2 separate regions of the Mus musculus genome follow, and region 1 is linked to region 2. The links are chromatin loops, found by intact Hi-C in ENCODE. Cell type or tissue: left cerebral cortex. All regions are shown on one strand. Links, peaks and the distances in the headings refer to the core of each region. The heading gives the core; the rest is flanking DNA. Region 1 overlaps Ttn (titin). Region 2 has its middle 29 kb from the start of 4930440I19Rik.

Evidence for each region. Hi-C counts contacts between places; a loop is a spot of excess contacts. Peaks named below come from ENCODE experiments on the same cell type or tissue, not always from the same donor. Only the 100,000 strongest peaks of a DNase experiment are listed, where the experiment ranks them.
Region 1: a loop joins it to region 2, with 6 times the contacts of the local background. A loop is called at or near these places in 3 of 42 quality-filtered maps.

What each region holds. Positions count from the first base shown.
Region 1 is chr2:76,964,950-76,973,291 of GRCm38, forward strand. Ttn (titin) reads right to left here. Exons shown (of 313, transcript NM_011652.3): 7 at 4,672-5,002; 8 at 4,191-4,343; 9 at 3,447-3,584; 10 at 2,105-2,236; 11 at 828-965; 12 at 142-279. Among named protein-coding and RNA genes, the nearest start is that of Ttn, 13 kb to the right of the region's middle. In left cerebral cortex, for the core only: CTCF peaks have their summits at 4,178 (motif pointing left) and 5,956; DNase peaks (open chromatin) are centred at 4,164, 5,914 and 6,343; H3K4me3 peaks cover 578 bases.
Region 2 is chr2:78,018,027-78,026,368 of GRCm38, forward strand. No RefSeq gene overlaps it. Among named protein-coding and RNA genes, the nearest start is that of 4930440I19Rik, 29 kb to the right of the region's middle. In left cerebral cortex, for the core only: a CTCF peak has its summit at 4,152 (motif pointing left); a DNase peak (open chromatin) is centred at 4,000.

The DNA of each region.
Region 1 (8,342 bases), core at 119-8,118, 1.1 Mb before region 2:
ACTCATGGCACTCAATCACGTGTTTACTATATTTAGTTATGAACCTCAACAGAAAAACAGATTAATAATTCATACTATGTAATAGTTAATGGTTTACTAGACATTAGCTTAAAGATGAACTTTTCACATGTGTTAATTCACCTTTTCCTGAGTTATTTGAACTTGATCTCTTTTGGTAGTGATGGCTTCTCTACTTCTTGATACTAAATCTTGCTCTTTAATCTTGGGCGTGGCAACTATGACTTTGGGTACCACTGTTTTCCTAGTTTCCTTCATCATCTAGTTATATGATTTCAAGAGAAAGGTAAGAAAATGTCAATAAATCTCATGAGTCTCTAATTAAAAAAAAAACAAATTAACTGGGAAAAAAGAGGCAGAGTTTTTCCTATTATCCATAGATATTTCATTAAACATCATTGGATTGTCATGACTATCCATAGTATTTCCTGGCAAAAATACCAACATGGGTACAGCTATAAGGAAAAATGGGATTAGAAAAGAACAACGGAGACATACATATCCCCTCTTTCTGTCACACACTTTACATTATAACCTATGCAGCGTTCTAATAGACACTTAAAACTACATAATTTTGTCTTGAATTCTGGAGTCTGCCTTCACAGGAAGACATTAAGTTGAATTATGATCTATTAGTAGCAATCCAAAGAAAAGCTGAGAGTTAGGAATGAGAGTGAAAGCCAGATGGGTGGTAAGGGGCCGTGAGACTGTGGAGAGAAGAGATGCTTAAGAGCCGTGATGACGTGGATGGCTGCAGGTGACGGTGACGTGATGCACGGGTGACTTTCACACCAGCAGGAAGTCATCACCTGTTCATGAGTGAGGTGCATTTGATCCTGTTGTATGGCAGTCTCTTCTTGAACTCCCACAGCTGCCTCTAGTTTTGTGGACTTGGCGGTGGCAACCACTACCATGGATGCAGCAATTTCCTCAGTTTCCTGTCTTATCTGACATTGTGGAGTAAAATGAAGGTTTGAGTTTAAAGGTCCCATAAGGAACAGTAAGACGGCCAGGCCATATTCAGAATGCGGAAGGCTCAGTGATGAGGTAGAAAATGTCACACCCCCTGTGTCAGAGGTCTAAGTGTGGGCTTACCACCTGCCGCTGCTTTTCTGAGCAATAAACATTGCTGCCAAACTTAATAAATTATGCCAGGACTGAAAAGGTGATCTCTTTGGGCTATGGCTGTTGTTGCTGAATGGCTGAAAACTGAGGTTGGCTGAACTCATCAGTCTGCTATGTTGCAATGGTCACAAAGATTCCTATGCTCCAATCTTGCCTGGCCTGACTCCCAGGCCACACGAAGTCCCTTTTGTCCTGAGGACAAGGTAAGGGAAACCTGGGCAGATGACTATGGTTAGCCTTTTTATAAGTACAATGTTCTCAAAAGAAAGTAGCTCTTAGATCAGACAGGAGCTCTGAGGACAGCATGGGTCAAAGAATTCAAAATAAAAGCTCCTGTCCCTTCAAGCTTGGTGACAGAGGGAAGAAAAGTAGTCTTCAGTGACATCAATCTCATATATATATATATATATACACACATTCATTGCATATACATGTGTTTATATACATATATATCATACATAGGCTATGTCTTCCTATATCCTATATGTTTACTTCAGTGTTTATCACCCAGGAATTATGGGTGCTGTCTTCTCTAATGGGCAACTGCTGCTTAGTTAAAGTGCTTGGGGCTAAGGTGTGTGCATGTGTGTCAGCAGGTGAGCATAGATAGGTATGTGTCTTACAACTGCACAATGGCTAAATGTCCCAATCTGAGTGACGGAGGACTCAGGTTACATGTGCAAAACTGATGTGCTAGTGGCTAGTGGCAGAAGTGCGGTGCACCTTCTGTTTATGTCTGATCTGAAGTTCTAGGATAACCTCCAAAACTGTTCGAGCACAGTTTACGTGCACTGCTCACGTGGACACAGAACAGTGAACACAAAAGAGTTCTAACCCTGGACACTGGTCAACAGTAGGAGGAAGAGACACGAAAGAGAGTCTGGTCTGAAGCTCTGGGTATAATGTACACACAGCTGATGACTGGAAATGAGCCATTTGTAAGGATCAAAGCCAGACTTACTGTTTCTTGAGTTATTCGCTTTTGCTCTTGTTTTGTAGTAATTTCTCCCGTGATTCTAGTTTCTTGCTCTTTGGCTTTGGTTGCGGAGATCACTACCTTTGGTACAAATGCTTTTTCAGTTTCTTTTCTTATCTGCAATCAATGAATAAAAACAGGACCTTATTGTTTCCAAATCTACAATGGGGCTAACCCAGCATCAGATCCAACAAAGTAGGAAATCGAGAGAGTGAACCTCCCTTTCTGATATCGTTAATTAAATCTTCACATCTTAATTAATACGAGCACATTTGTTTGCTCTCTGAACCATGCATTAGTCTCTTTAGGGGAAATGGAATGTCGGACTCAGGACTGCTTGTTTTACAGACAGTGGCTACCTACCTTAGCAAGATTTGTGCCTTCTATAGGTGGTCATATGGTAATTTAATTAGGTGCTAATTCTATCAGCCAAAAGTAATCTTACACCTCAGAATATTACTACGGAAGTCTCAAGGAGTAATTTTGCCTGGCTCCTTACTTTAATGTGAAAATCCAAGCATAATTTACAGTCTGCCTTCCTACTCTATTTTGTCTTTTTTTTTTTTAAACATACAATAATGGTTTTGAATATCAAGGCTTGTCTAAAATGGAGACACAATTTTGGTTACTATCTTGGTCAATGTATTGCTCCAATCCTGAGCCATGGAAGGATGTTTCACTTCCATTTGATGTCTAAAGAGTAAGTCCTTCCCATCCTTGGGTATCTTATCACTGAACCTCAGGACCACAGGGCAGAAAGGGACTTGAAAATTAATTTTCTCAAATTATCCTATAATCAACTGTCTCCCCTGACCAACAGTTCTACCAACAGGCCTTCTCCCATCTGTCCACAAGTGCTTTTTAGTCCAACCTCTCACTATTCAACCTACTACATGTAGGTATGTATGTCATACATCCTATATGAAACCCATGTGCTAATGTCCAAGGGGTCAGGAAGCGGCACCAAGCTTTTAATGTAGCATATTCTGTTTTCCCTTACATTCTTGCCTGTTTCATCCACAACACCTGCATCATCTTTCCGTTCTCACTCTGCCTGTTCCCTATCCATAGCCACACATTTAACCTATAATCAGTGTAAATGATTTACACTATATATATATGTTAGATGAGATGAATCCTCATTTTATTTCCAGTAGGAATACTTAGTGACTCTAAGGGGCACTGGTGTCAAGTGCTCAGGAATAGACATACATGAGAGGAGGATGCTATTTGTGTGAAACTAGACACGTGGCCCTAGAATTAACCTGCTTCACAGTAAAAGGTCATCTTAGGTGTTGGCACATTTGCAAATCAAAGTTCACCCCACCTGCTCATGAGATATGTGAGTCTGCTCTTGCGTTGTCACCATCACTTCTCTGGTTCGTGATTTTAGTTCCTGTTCCTTGGCTTTATCGGCAGCAACTACAACCTTGGTTACTGCGGTCTTCTCCGCCTCTTTTCTCGCCTGATTTTCATTGACAAAAGAAAGGAGCCATTTCAGTCCACACCACTTGGAAGTGTACGCTGCTACATCAGGACCAAGCGGTAACAATCAACCCACAGGACAGGGAGGAGAGTGAGAGAGCTTTTAGACTAACAGAGCCTGTTTACACATGAGGTGGCCTTGCATTTATATTGCTTTGCAGCCGAGAATCAAAATGTCACATTTGTTTTGAGGAAAGTAAAAGCCGTGGTCCTTCCGGGAACTTAGAGAAATCTAATGCCAACCCTTGAAAATGTAGCTTCCACAACTAGCTATGGAAATCTGCACTCAGATTTGACCTGCCTTTTGTTTCATGTCTGCCAGGCTCCCACAGTCCCTGGATGCCTTGAAAACAGTAGTTAACTTTTGCTCGCCTCACACAGCCCAGGTATTTCTTCTGACCCGGTCTGCTCCTGTGATATTTACAGCTTAAACACATTTGATATTTCTAGCTTCCTCGGGAAGCTTTTAAAGCCTGGGCCACTGCCTTCAGCACTGTGTGGTTCAGCAGGGGATTTGTATGTCCAATTACTAAGAGCAGAGTTGAGCCGGGGCCGTTCTAGCACCCCCTGGTGGCTTTGTGCTTACCTGTTCTTGAGCAGGTTGTATATGCACAGCAGTCGTGGTTGTCCTCTGAGCAGTTTGCTCTACAGCACTGATGGCTGGTTCTCTCACTCTGGCCATATCAACAGCAGCAACGACAGTCGCAACAGCTGCACTCTTGTCTGTCTCTTGTTTCACCTGTATCAACAAGTACAATGCTTTCTAAAACAACACCCATGGTAGAAAAGTTACAAACCCTTAATGACCAGGAAGAGCAAAATATATGCATATGTAATTTACCTATCATTGCCCAGAAAGACAAGGCCAGCACCATTAAAATTCATACATTATGCCAGCCTCACAGATTAGTCTTTGACTCAAAAAAGATGCTTTGATAAAGGACAACCATATTGATTGTAGTTTTAGGCTCCTATGCATTTCCTCTCTAACCTGTGCAGTCCATGCCTGAAACTGGATCAGAGGAACCAGAAGATGAAATGGAGAAAGGAAAGGGTTCTGACGGTACCTCCTTAGTCCCAGTGGTGATGGCTCCTGCCGTGAATGACGAGCTGACCGACGCACTGGCCGCAGCAGCCGCGGCTCCACTGATGGTCACTTGCTCCTGGACCCCGTATCTCCCTTCCCACCTCTCTTCTCTTCTGATCTGGGTAGAGCTTGTCATTGTCGTCTCTCTCATCTCAGCCTCAGTCGAGGAGGCCACGTAGCCCTCTTGCTTCCAAGGGGGAGGCACCTCGGGGCCTGTGGCCATGGTGGTGGTCTGAGTCTTGCGAATGAGCAGTGGCGACTTCACGGATCTGATCGGGGAAGTGGAGATCCTCCCCGCTGGAGACACGGACCTGGAAACCCAGCGGCAGAGGTCAGAGCGTGGGGCAAGGCACCCCAGCAGGTGTGGTGCGGATTAGATGGTGGAATGGAAATTTGGCAGCACTTTAAGGTGCGGCGTTAAAATGTGAGTTTCCATAACCTATCTCGAGGGTACATCACGAACCTGAAGCCAATTTGTTTTAAATATCAATAAGCCCCACATTTACTTAATTCTAAGTAAGCTAAAGATCTGTGTGCCCCATCTCATTTTCAGGCATGGTGGGGGGGAGGAGAGACAGTAAAAGTAACTCCCTTAAAACATCGCCACAGAAAGGACAGTGTGTTCCCAGCTTCAGTTGGGCATGAGAGACTATTTTGTGGGTGTTACATGGTTTTAGTAACCGAATGCTTGTGCCATTCTCGACTAAAAATAACCCACACGTCCCCCTCCTTTTGTCCTCCCCACCCTCCCCCTTGTCCCCTTTCCCCTTATCTCTCCACAGTCGAAACCACTTCTGTATCTTGTGAATTTCCAGGTCAGGTGGAAGCTTTCTTGCTGAGCTTTGCAGAATTGTTTTGGGAACTGGCTGAGCTCTGCAGCAGGGGACTGCTGTTCTAGCCCAAAGTGCTTGTGGTTAACTCTTTTTAATTCCTCTGAGTTTATTTCTAACCTCACCGTCCCCTTATTGCACTGGGAACGTCCTTTACATAATATTAGGACTATCTGGCAAATCAGCTACTCTGAAGCCTTTTCATTACATTGATAAAGTATCTTCTTCCAAAATAGTTTTCACTGGTTGCCTTGTGTGTGTGTGTATGCAAAATGCAAATAGGAGCTATCAAAGGCTGTGGGCACTGAACGCTGACAATGGTAGCCCAAAAGCTAGATTGTTATCGTTAGCAATCATACTAAGTACAGATCAGCTATCTGAACATAATAGGTTTTTCAAGATTAATTTTCAATTAATTTGTTTTTCCCTATTTTACCTCTTGGTGGCAGTGTTGCTTTACAAATTCTTCACACGGGGCCATGTTTATCAGTGTATTCCGGCACTTGCTTAGGGTATTTAGTTTACATCAATCATAAATAAAACAATTCTCCCAATTAAGCTGAAGGTCCAGTAATATCTTCTTTAAAATACAGAATAATTTTGCAGAATATTACATCAGCCTATTTCATCAAGAAACATTTAATCATTTTCTTGTGAAAGGCCGTGTGGGGAAAAAAACCCAATTTACATTTTAGGAAAGAAATTGTAATCAAAGCTGAAGGGTGGGCTAACAAATATGGCTCTACCGTAAAAAGAAATTGTCTTGGAAATAAAACAAAGACCAGGTTAGAATGGTGTGGAGTCCACGTCAATGGAAGAAAGGCAGAGAGGCAGAGCTTCCTAGTTTGGACTTGCTTTGTTCTTGCTGTTCCTTACTAAGTGGGTTTAATTAAGAAAGAGCTTGCGACATGATTAGCATTATGTGAGTGATTAACAGCGGGCTTCAGGTAAGCCCATAACTGTGAAAATCAATGTAATTTGAGCCATTACCAGAAAGTGCTTATTTTTGCACTTACAATAAAAAAAAATAATCACTCGGTCACAGCTAGCGACAATGCGCCTCGTCCAGTGAAATATGCTTGCTTTATCTACAACAAGAATCAAAATTAAGCCGTGGAACATTTTAGGAAGGAGTCGATCCGGGAAAACCATTATTTTCTTCACAAGCTGGCATTTATATTTTGTAATTATTTTAAAGCAAAATTTGCAGACTAAGTCACCGAATCCCTACTAATAGACTCCCAGAAGGCTAAGATGTCTACTGTGCTCCTTGGCGGTCAGGAAATGTCTGTAATTCTAAATGACCCTCGCATTGAGTATGAGATACAAGAAAGCTGTTACCTCCCAGCGATTACATTTGGCCTGTGTTGTGAGTGATTTCATGGTATACAAACCAGTACACAGCCCGAAAGTAAACACATTAAAAAAAAATGATAGGTATCTTTTTAAAACTGAGCTTTGGTTAAGATTTTGTGTTAGTTCTGGCCAAATTATCTTCAATTATTTTTAAGTGACCAAAACAAAAAATTAGAAGACACTTAGCATGTTATGGTACGTTTTTGAGCATTCACATCATTCCCCACATTTTAAAATTTGTACTGCATGATTCTTTGTTCCATCAGAAATTAGTTGGTGGACTCCTAAATACATCTGGTAGTCGGCATTGTCCCTATTTTCTGTTCTTTGTTACAAGTCCCTCCTATGTCGCCCTCCAGTACTGCCTGTGTGTAGATGGCTTACAAGGTCTTGTTCAGTTAACCCTGCAGCCTGGCCAGCCTGCAGCCTGTTTCTGGTCTGGCATTGTTCACATTGTAGCTAGTTGATGTTCTCTGTGAGAAGGCAGCAACAATGACTCGTCTTCAGAAAGGAGCATGGCTTTTTTTTTTCTCCCTCACATAAATGTACTATTCAGTCAGACAATGACCTTGCTTTTTGCCATAGAGGTGTCTGAATTTTCGTTGGGGATCTGCAAGCCTATTTTTAAAAGCTCTCCCCTATAAACATTTCCTCTAACTTTTTCGTTTTTAGCAAGTGCTTAATTCATTTATTTGTGTGCACGTGTGTCTGTGTGTGTCTCCGTGAGTGTGTGTGTGTGTGTGTGTGTGTGTGTGCGCGCGCGCGCAGGTATGTAGAGGTTAGGGAGTCAGTTCTTTCTGTCCACCAGTGAGGTGCCAAGGATTGACCGCAGCTTGGTGGTGAGCGCCACTGCCCACCAAAACATCTTGCTGGCCTCCCTTTAGTTTTTTAACCTTAATCAAGATACCACTTACTCTGTAAATCGTGAGGCTGAGCCTGGCTTTGCCTTCTTCCTTACAGACACCTAATTAGGCCAGTCTTATTTGTGAAGTAAAATACCCTTCCCCTTGATTAAAAAACAAATCCCCTATACACTGAAATCTACTCCTGTGCTCTCTAGTCTATCTGTGTCCTTAATGTGCTGGTCTGCTGCTCTCCATTTTACACAGTTGGGCATCAATACGGATCCTCACATACCCAGGTGAGCAATATTCCACTAGGCTATACCTTAGACCCATCATATCATTTTGATTACAGTGACTTTACAGTGAATTTGGATTTTTTTTTTTTAGGCCAACTATCTCATTATGGCACTTTAGTTTTCATAGCAAGAGGACTTGATCTATATCATCTTAATTCATTTGAGTTGATTAAAATACATTGTGCATGGGGGGGTGTGCTCAGATTTCGTAGAGTTTTTTTAGCTCATTATATTAAAAGCCTCATTATAGACTAAATCTCAAAGTTTCAGTTGCCATGGGTAATTCCTATTTGATTGTATAATTTCTGAGCACTGATGATATAG
Region 2 (8,342 bases), core at 14-8,013:
AGCTAAAACCATCCAGTGGAAGAAAGACAGCATTTTCAACAATTGGTGCTGGCACAACTGGTTGTTATCGTGTAGAAGAATGCGAATCGATCCATACTTATCTCCTTGTACTAAGGTCAAATCTAAGTGGATCAAGGAACTTCACATAAAACCAGAGACACTGAAACTTATAGAGGAGAAAGTGGGGAAAAGCCTTGAAGATATGGGCACAGGGGAAAAATTCCTGAACAGAACAGCAATGGCTTGTGCTGTAAGATCGAGAATCGACAAATGGGACCTAATGAAACTCCAAAGTTTCTGCAAGGCAAAAGACACCGTCAATAAGACAAAAAGACCACCAACAGATTGGGAAAGGATCTTTACCTATCCTAAATCAGATAGGGGACTAATATCCAACATATATAAAGAACTCAAGAAGGTGGACTTCAGAAAATCAAATAACCCCATTAAAAAATGGGGCTCAGAACTGAACAAAGAATTCTCACCTGAGGAATACCGAATGGCAGAGAAGCACTTGAAAAAATGTTCAACATCCTTAATCATCAGGGAAATGCAAATCAAAACAACCCTGAGATTCCACCTCACACCAGTCAGAATGGCTAAGATCAAAAATTCAGGTGACAGCAGATGCTGGCGAGGATGTGGAGAAAGAGGAACACTCCTCCATTGTTGGTGGGAGTGCAGGCTTGTACAACCACTCTGGAAATCAGTCTGGCGGTTCCTCAGAAAACTGGACATAGTACTACCGGAGGATCCAGCAATACCTCTCCTGGGCATATATCCAGAAGATGCCCCAACAGGTAAGAAGGACACATGCTCCACTATGTTCATAGCAGCCTTATTTATAATAGCCAGAAGCTGGAAAGAACCTAGATGCCCCTCAACAGAGGAATGGATACAGAAAATGTGGTACATCTACACAATGGAGTACTACTCAGCTATTAAAAAGAATGAATTTATGAAATTCCTAGCCAAATGGATGGACCTGGAGGGCATCATCCTGAGTGAGGTAACACATTCACAAAGAAACTCACACAATATGTATTCACTGATAAGTGGATATTAGCCCCAAACCTAGGATACCCAAGATATAAGATATAATTTGCTAAACACATGAAACTCAAGGAGAATGAAGACTGAAGTGTGGACACTATGCCCCTCCTTAGATTTGGGAACAAAACACCCATGGAAGGAGTTACAGAGACGGAGTTTGGAGCTGAGATGAAAGGATGGACCATGTAGAGACTGCCATAGCCAGGGATCCACCCCATAATCAGCATCCAAACGCTGACACCATTGCATACACTAGCAAGATTTTATTGAAAGGACGCAGATGTAGCTGTCTCTTGTGAGACTATGCCGGGGCCCAGCAAACACAGAAGTGGATGCTCACAGTCAGCTAATGGATGGATCATAGGGCTCCCAATGGAGGAGCTAGAGAAAGTAGCCAAGGAGCTAAAGGGATCTGCAACCCTATAGGTGGAACAACATTATGAGCTAACCAGTACCCCGGAGCTCTTGACTCTAGCTGCATATATATCAAAAGATGGCCTAGTCGGCCATCACTGGAAAGAGAGGCCCATTGGACTTGCAAACTTTATATGCCCCAGTACAGGGGAATACCAGGGCCAAAAAGGGGGAGTGGGTGGGCAGGGGAGTGGGGGTGGGTGGATATGGGGGACTTTTGGTATAGCATTGGAAATGTAAATGAGTTAAATACCTAATAAAAAATGGAAAAAAAAAAACTTCACTTATAACTTAGTTATGGTTTTAAACCTTCAGTGAACCTGTGGAGCTGAGACAAGTGATGGGTGTTTAGCCAGATAATTACTCCTAATGGATATGCATGCAAACATTCTCTGGTGTAAACTTCTATTTCAATTTATGATTTGATTTTCTGTGTGAACTTTTGAAGAACTTTTTAACATGTGATCACGCATTCTGAATGATGTTTAAGGGCTGAGGACAAAGAGAAGAGTCAGATTTGAGGAACTGAGATGAGGGGAGCGGAGGTGAGAAGAACTGAGCTGAGGAGAAGTTTTAAGACAGAACACTTTTTAGATTAGAAGGAAAATGCAGAGTGGAATAACTTAGAAATTATAGGTAACATAAAATACTAAGAGAGCAAAGTTCAGAATGCAGAGGGAAAGAGGAAAAAAGATGTCACAGAGCCGAAGGAGCAGGCAGGCTTCTCCTTACCATGGGACAGAACAGGTCCTATGATAAGGACAAGGCAGGTTTAGTTTTATTAAAATAAACAAAGCTTTTTTTCTTTCAAACATGGGTTTAATTCACTTAGCATTAAAAGGGTAGAAGCCTTTTCTTTCTCTATGTAATAAAGATTGGAGCAGCTAGAACTGACCCTAACCAGTTCTGAGGCTGAAGCAGGTTTATTTTTCCCTAGTATGCTTTTATACCATTTTGATACATGATCGTAATAAGTTCAGTTCTAGGTTAAGGAACAAGCAAGGTAATAAACACAAATAGTCAAGGAACAAACAAGACAATAAACAAAGTCCAGCGATCATTGCTTCTAAGGGCTTACTTATCAAGCTATCTGAGCCTACTTTCCTGTCATAACCCAAAGTCATATTCTTACCTGAAGCCTACTTCTTTGTTCTAGGCTAAAATCAGATTCCTGCCTGATCTTACTTCCCTGTCCTGGCCCAATGTCAAATTCCTGCCTGAAGTCCATTTCCTTGTCCTGGCCCAATGTCAATTTCCTGCCAAGTGGGCCCCCAAAAGCTCTCCACGCAAAACTCCGAATTTAATGCCAGATCTCTGTAAGTTTGAGGTCAGCATGGCTTACACAGTGAGTTCCAGAACAGCCATGGCTACATAGTAAGACTCTGTCTCAACCATCCAAACCAACACATGAACAAAAAAAAATTAATTTAAACACCTGTGGTTTCCTGCATGTCTTTGAGAAACAAGCAGCCATGGATAGAAGGTATCTAAAAATAGACTTTGCATCAAACTGATAGAGCTTTCTCAATGTTTTCCTAGATTATAAAATGAAATAGTCTTCCATAGTTTTCAGTCAAGTTCCCTTCCTTTGGAGGTGGTAGAAGCTGGGTTAGAGTGTAGAGGATCTTGAGACCCCCCTTCCCCCCTCAAACCATGCAGTTTCCCCAGCCCTAGGGCAATAGTTGTGGAATATTTGAACATGCATCTTGAATTGTAGTCTAGACCTAGCCCTGCAGGGAGCAGTGGACCCTGCTTGCAGATGTTGCCCTGGCTCTGGACTTAGTCTTTTGGAGTTTAATTTTGGCTCCATCTCAGCCCTCGCTGTTTATCTAATTGCGTTTCAGGACTACAACCTATCTAGGTGTAAATAATGAGCTAACTGTGACTTAATGTGTTTGGCAAAGGGAGAATGTCATTTCCCCAAGGAGGTTAGTCTACTTTGCCCTCTGACTTATGCTTTGTCTCATTTCTGTTATTGATAGGCTTGACTCATGCTGCTGCTATGTCTTCTGTATTTACTCTTTCAGCCTTAGAGCGGGTATCCCTACTGACCTCTGAATTGACCCCTGAATAAGAAGTCATTAGCACCATCATATAAAGAACTATGGAGTTATATATCTATTGCATCTGTACTTTTAAACTGAAGTTCCTATAAGTCAGTACTGTAAGCATGGAGTGGGGAGCACTTGGGAAAGGATTCCTGCTGTCTGTTTCCAAGGAGACAACGATTTTCTTTACTTGACATTTCCCAAATGGACCCTATTAGGGTGGTGAAGTAACACTTAGTCTTGTTTCTCTCACACCCACTAATTGCTGCTGTTGTTACAACAGCAATGTGTTCTCTGACCTGCTTATAACACCAAGACAGCTTTGGTAACCAGAGCCAGAACCATGTATTTGTTTTGTTTTGTTTTGTTTTGTTTTTCCATTCTGTTGGCAACAATACATCCCTCCAGCCGTTTTACCCGGTGACCTTGTTTGGGGAATTATTTGAGTGTTTTCAGAGGTGTAATGCCATGATCCCCCACCCCAGTGGTTGTGAGCTGGTCTTGACATGGATGCTAAGTCCCTGGAATCTAGACCTGAGAAGGGATGCCGCATCGCTTTATCCCAGCATATTGAGGGCTTAGGGCCGAGGAATTTCAAAAAGAAATACTGACCCCTTGTGGTATGATATTATATTCTAGTCAATCAGGTGAAGAAAAGTTTGGAAATTCAGAATCTTCCTTAAATATAGTGAATTTTGCTTAAAATGACACAAAATGATGCTGAGTGTATACAGTAGTTTACATGCTAATTAGTAACAATAGGAAAGGGGACAGAATGACTATTTTATACAGCCATACAGGGAATAACATATATGTTGCATTTTTAAAAAGCTTTATATTGGCAAATCTCCTTAGGGTCTTTGCTTTAATATTCTCACATAATTCCATCAGGAAAAATCCCATCCATAATAGTTGATTTTATAGAGTGCTTTTCACATGAAAGAAAATGTCTTCACATGTGACCTTATTTGCTCTTCATACCAACTGAGGCAAAGTGTGGCTGTTCTTTGTAGTTTAAAGAAAAAAAAAACATTAGGAAAGTTTAGTAACTGATCCAAATGAATATAATTAGAAAGCCTGAGCTGACACAATGGTGGCACACACCTCTAATCCCAGGACTTGAGAGGCAGAGGCACGTGGATCTCTGTGAGTTCAAGGCCAGCCTGGTCTACAGAGCAAGTTCTAGGGCAGTCAAAGGTACACAGAGAAACTCTGTCTTGAAAATCCAACCAAACCAAACGCAGCCAATCAACCAACCAACCAAACAACCAACTTAACCAAATGACTAAGGCCTGATTAGACATCTAAATATTAGAAGGGTGTGTCTAAATACAGCGCAGCGCTTCTGGTTTTAGGGTGAAGAGCTTCTATTTGGAAAGACACAGGGAGCACACAGATGCTCACATTGCAGAACTGGGGCTACCAAGTCACTTATCAATCAAACTAATGAAGACATCTTCAGTGTGATAACTCCAGATGCCACACAGATTTCTTTGTCTAGTGGAACAACATTAGATTGTTCACGCCATTTGGTGTGTACAATTTGTGCCCTCAGCAGGTGTGGTGCAATAGTGCCAAGCTAAGGGCATATTTGCAGAAATCATTTGAGTTTAAAAAATAAGTTAGAAGCTGGGCATGGTGGTGTATGCCTTTAATCTCAGCACTCAGGAGGCAGAGGCAAAGGTTCAAGGCCAACTTGGTCTACAGAGTGAGTTCCAGAACAGCTCATGCTGTTACACAAAGAAATCCTGTCGTGGAAAAAGAAATAAAGAATAATTCAGAGAGAACTACATCTACACATTATGCAGAAATGATAAATTGATATAGTATTATATCACTCAAGCATTTTATTTCTTGTATGCTTGTTTTACTGGAATGAACTCCCGGCATTAAAATATTAAACAATATAGGAAAAAGATAAAAAGTAAGTTTTACTCAAATCTCATTCTCCTCACCCATAATAATAACTTTTACTGTGGTGTATATTTTCCAGTCAATTTTCTATCTATTTATACATATTTGCATACATATGAGCAAATATATTATTTTCTGAGAAAATATGTGAGATCTACTTATTCTTTTCTGCTTTTCCCCACTGATAATACACTAGCTATTTTACACACAGTATACCTTGACCGTCAGTACAACCCTTTTATGAACCCTTTTATGAATATATGCATATGTGAACATGTGTATTTTTGCATATATGAATATATGTATATATGTGTATATCCATATGTGTATTTAATGGAATTTTCTTATTAAAATATATTTCATAGTTTGCAGAAATCATTTGAGTTTAAGAAATAATTTAGAAGCCAGGCATGGTGGTGTGTGTACACGTCTTTAATCTCAGCACTCAGGAGGTAGAGGCATTGCATCATATATTGTATCATTATTATATATATATGCATATGGCATACATCATATATACATTATATATGTATATATATACACACATATTGCACTAATATGTGTCTGCACATCTGTGGGTATGCAGATATATTTGGACATGTGAGTGTGGAGGCTGATGTTGAGATGGACTGCTCTTTTCCTCATTTATTGAGGCCATCTCAAATGAACCAAAGCTTACTGCCATAGCTGATATAATTTGCCAGTTTGCTCAGGGAGATGCTCATTTCTGCCTTCTCAGCACTAGATTTGCCCACGGAGTGCCACACACACCTGGGATTTACATGGTGGCTGGAGATCTGAACTCTGACCCTCACATTGTCAAGGGAATCATTTTATCCACAGAATCATCTTCCAAGGCCCATGGATGGATAGACTGGATAATTTTTTTTTTAAATTTGTTTATTTTGTTTTGAGAAAGGGTTTGTTTGGCTTACAATCCCACATTGCAGTCCATCATTGTGGGAAAGTCAAGACAGGAACTTGAAGCAGAAACTTCCACTGTCAGAGGAAAGCTGAGAATTAATACACACATGCATACTTAGCATTCCGTTCTTACTCTCCATTCATTCTTACATACTCCAGGACCCAAACCCAGAGACATCTGTGACGAGCTTGGTCTTCCACATAAATTAATCAAGATACCCCCACCTCCCAAGACATGTCTGCAGGTCAACCGGATCTAGAAGGTTCCTCACTGAAACTAGACTCTAGATCATGTCAAGTTGACCATTGAAGCTAATCACAAAGGGACTTAGGCTTCGACCCAACCACATGAGGCTGACCTGACTATGGCTGCTAATTGAAAGTTTCCATCAGAAGGAATCAGCACTGAGTCGCTGATTTAACACTATTCCCCAGCAGGGCCAACCAGGGTCTTCGTGACAGACTGACTAAACTGAACCACTTCCGTTGTGGAAAGGGCAGAGCCTTTTCCTTTCTAGGCTAATCATTCTTTTATGAATAATTTTTTTAATTTTGAAAATTTCATACATTTATACAGTATTTACTGATCATGAGTATGGGTACTTCTGAAATCTCTACTCTATAGATGATCTATTTTTCTCTAGTCTAAGACTTTAAACATTATACAATCTTAGAGGAAATCATAAACTCGGGAATGTGGCAGCCCAAATACCTCAGGCTTATCTACTTTTATATTTTCTCATCTTTAGTCCCTTTAATGCTGTCCCCATGATTTTTGGTCTCCACAGCTAGTGGCCATTACTATGTAAGAGTTCTTGGAATTGAACTTAACTTACTTGCTTTATGCTGCTCTGGCTTAAACAATAGTACCTCTAAAAGCATAGCTACTGCATGAAACACACACAGATTCACACACCTTTATATTTACATATTATCTTTTACCTTATTGGATATAAAATATGTAATTACACTCAGTAAAATGAAAGTTATTCTTTTGTGTATCACTAAGGTCATATCACAGTAGGTTATGAATATTGTTCTTATTTCAATAAGCCCCAACCTAAAGAGCAGGCTTTTCTTGTCTTGCTCTGTGATGTGATGCAGGTTTGAACACCCAAACCTTCAATCTCTTCATTTCCCATTCTGCTTTTTTGTTCCAGGTTGTACTTAGACTTTTCCTTACAATTTAGTGTCCTGTGCTGCGCTTGCCACCTGACAGGAACCCAATGAACAATTATTAACTTATGAACATGATGCTTTCAAATATATGTTGAGGCATCCGATTACATTAAATTGGCCTTTCCAATCTTATCTATATTTTACCCAACTTGGAAAGATATAGCAGAGATTCACAATTCTAGCACATACACCGTATGTTCACTTTGTCTTAAAAACATTAAAATGGAAAAGAAAAATCACCCGTGTTATCGTTTATATTTCTGAGACTATTGAGACTCAAGGATAACAAACATTTACCAGCGACTGCAGAGTGCATTTGTCTGATTGCTTGCCGGTCTGTGCGCCCAACACTCTCTGCCGAGATTTCTGGTCCAGGCAGTTCCAGCGAGGGGGAAGTGCAATTGCTGCAGCTGCTCTGGTGCTGCTGCTGTCCTGCTGCACTGAGCCTCCGGAGCTGGTAGAGGGCTCAGCTAGTAAGCAGAGGTGCAGGGGAGCTTCTAGCATCGAAAGCGTTCTTTCCCCAGGAAGTGTTACAGCTCTTACAGGACAGACGGATGCTCTTAGGCGATGGAGTAATTCTCACACATCTTTATTCCTTCTGGATAGGATTGTATATATATAGTTTTGGGATGGGTTGGGGTCTGACAGCTGGTGTGGTGTTTCCTGTTGACTTTGTCTGAGATCTTAAGGGTGCCTCATCTACATGTGGCGGGGTTTGGGGGCCCTGCCCCTATGTGGCTGATAGTCACAATTCTCTTTGGTGGGTTTGGGGAGGCTATGACTGCGTGACAGGGGCCTAGTGTTTGGAGC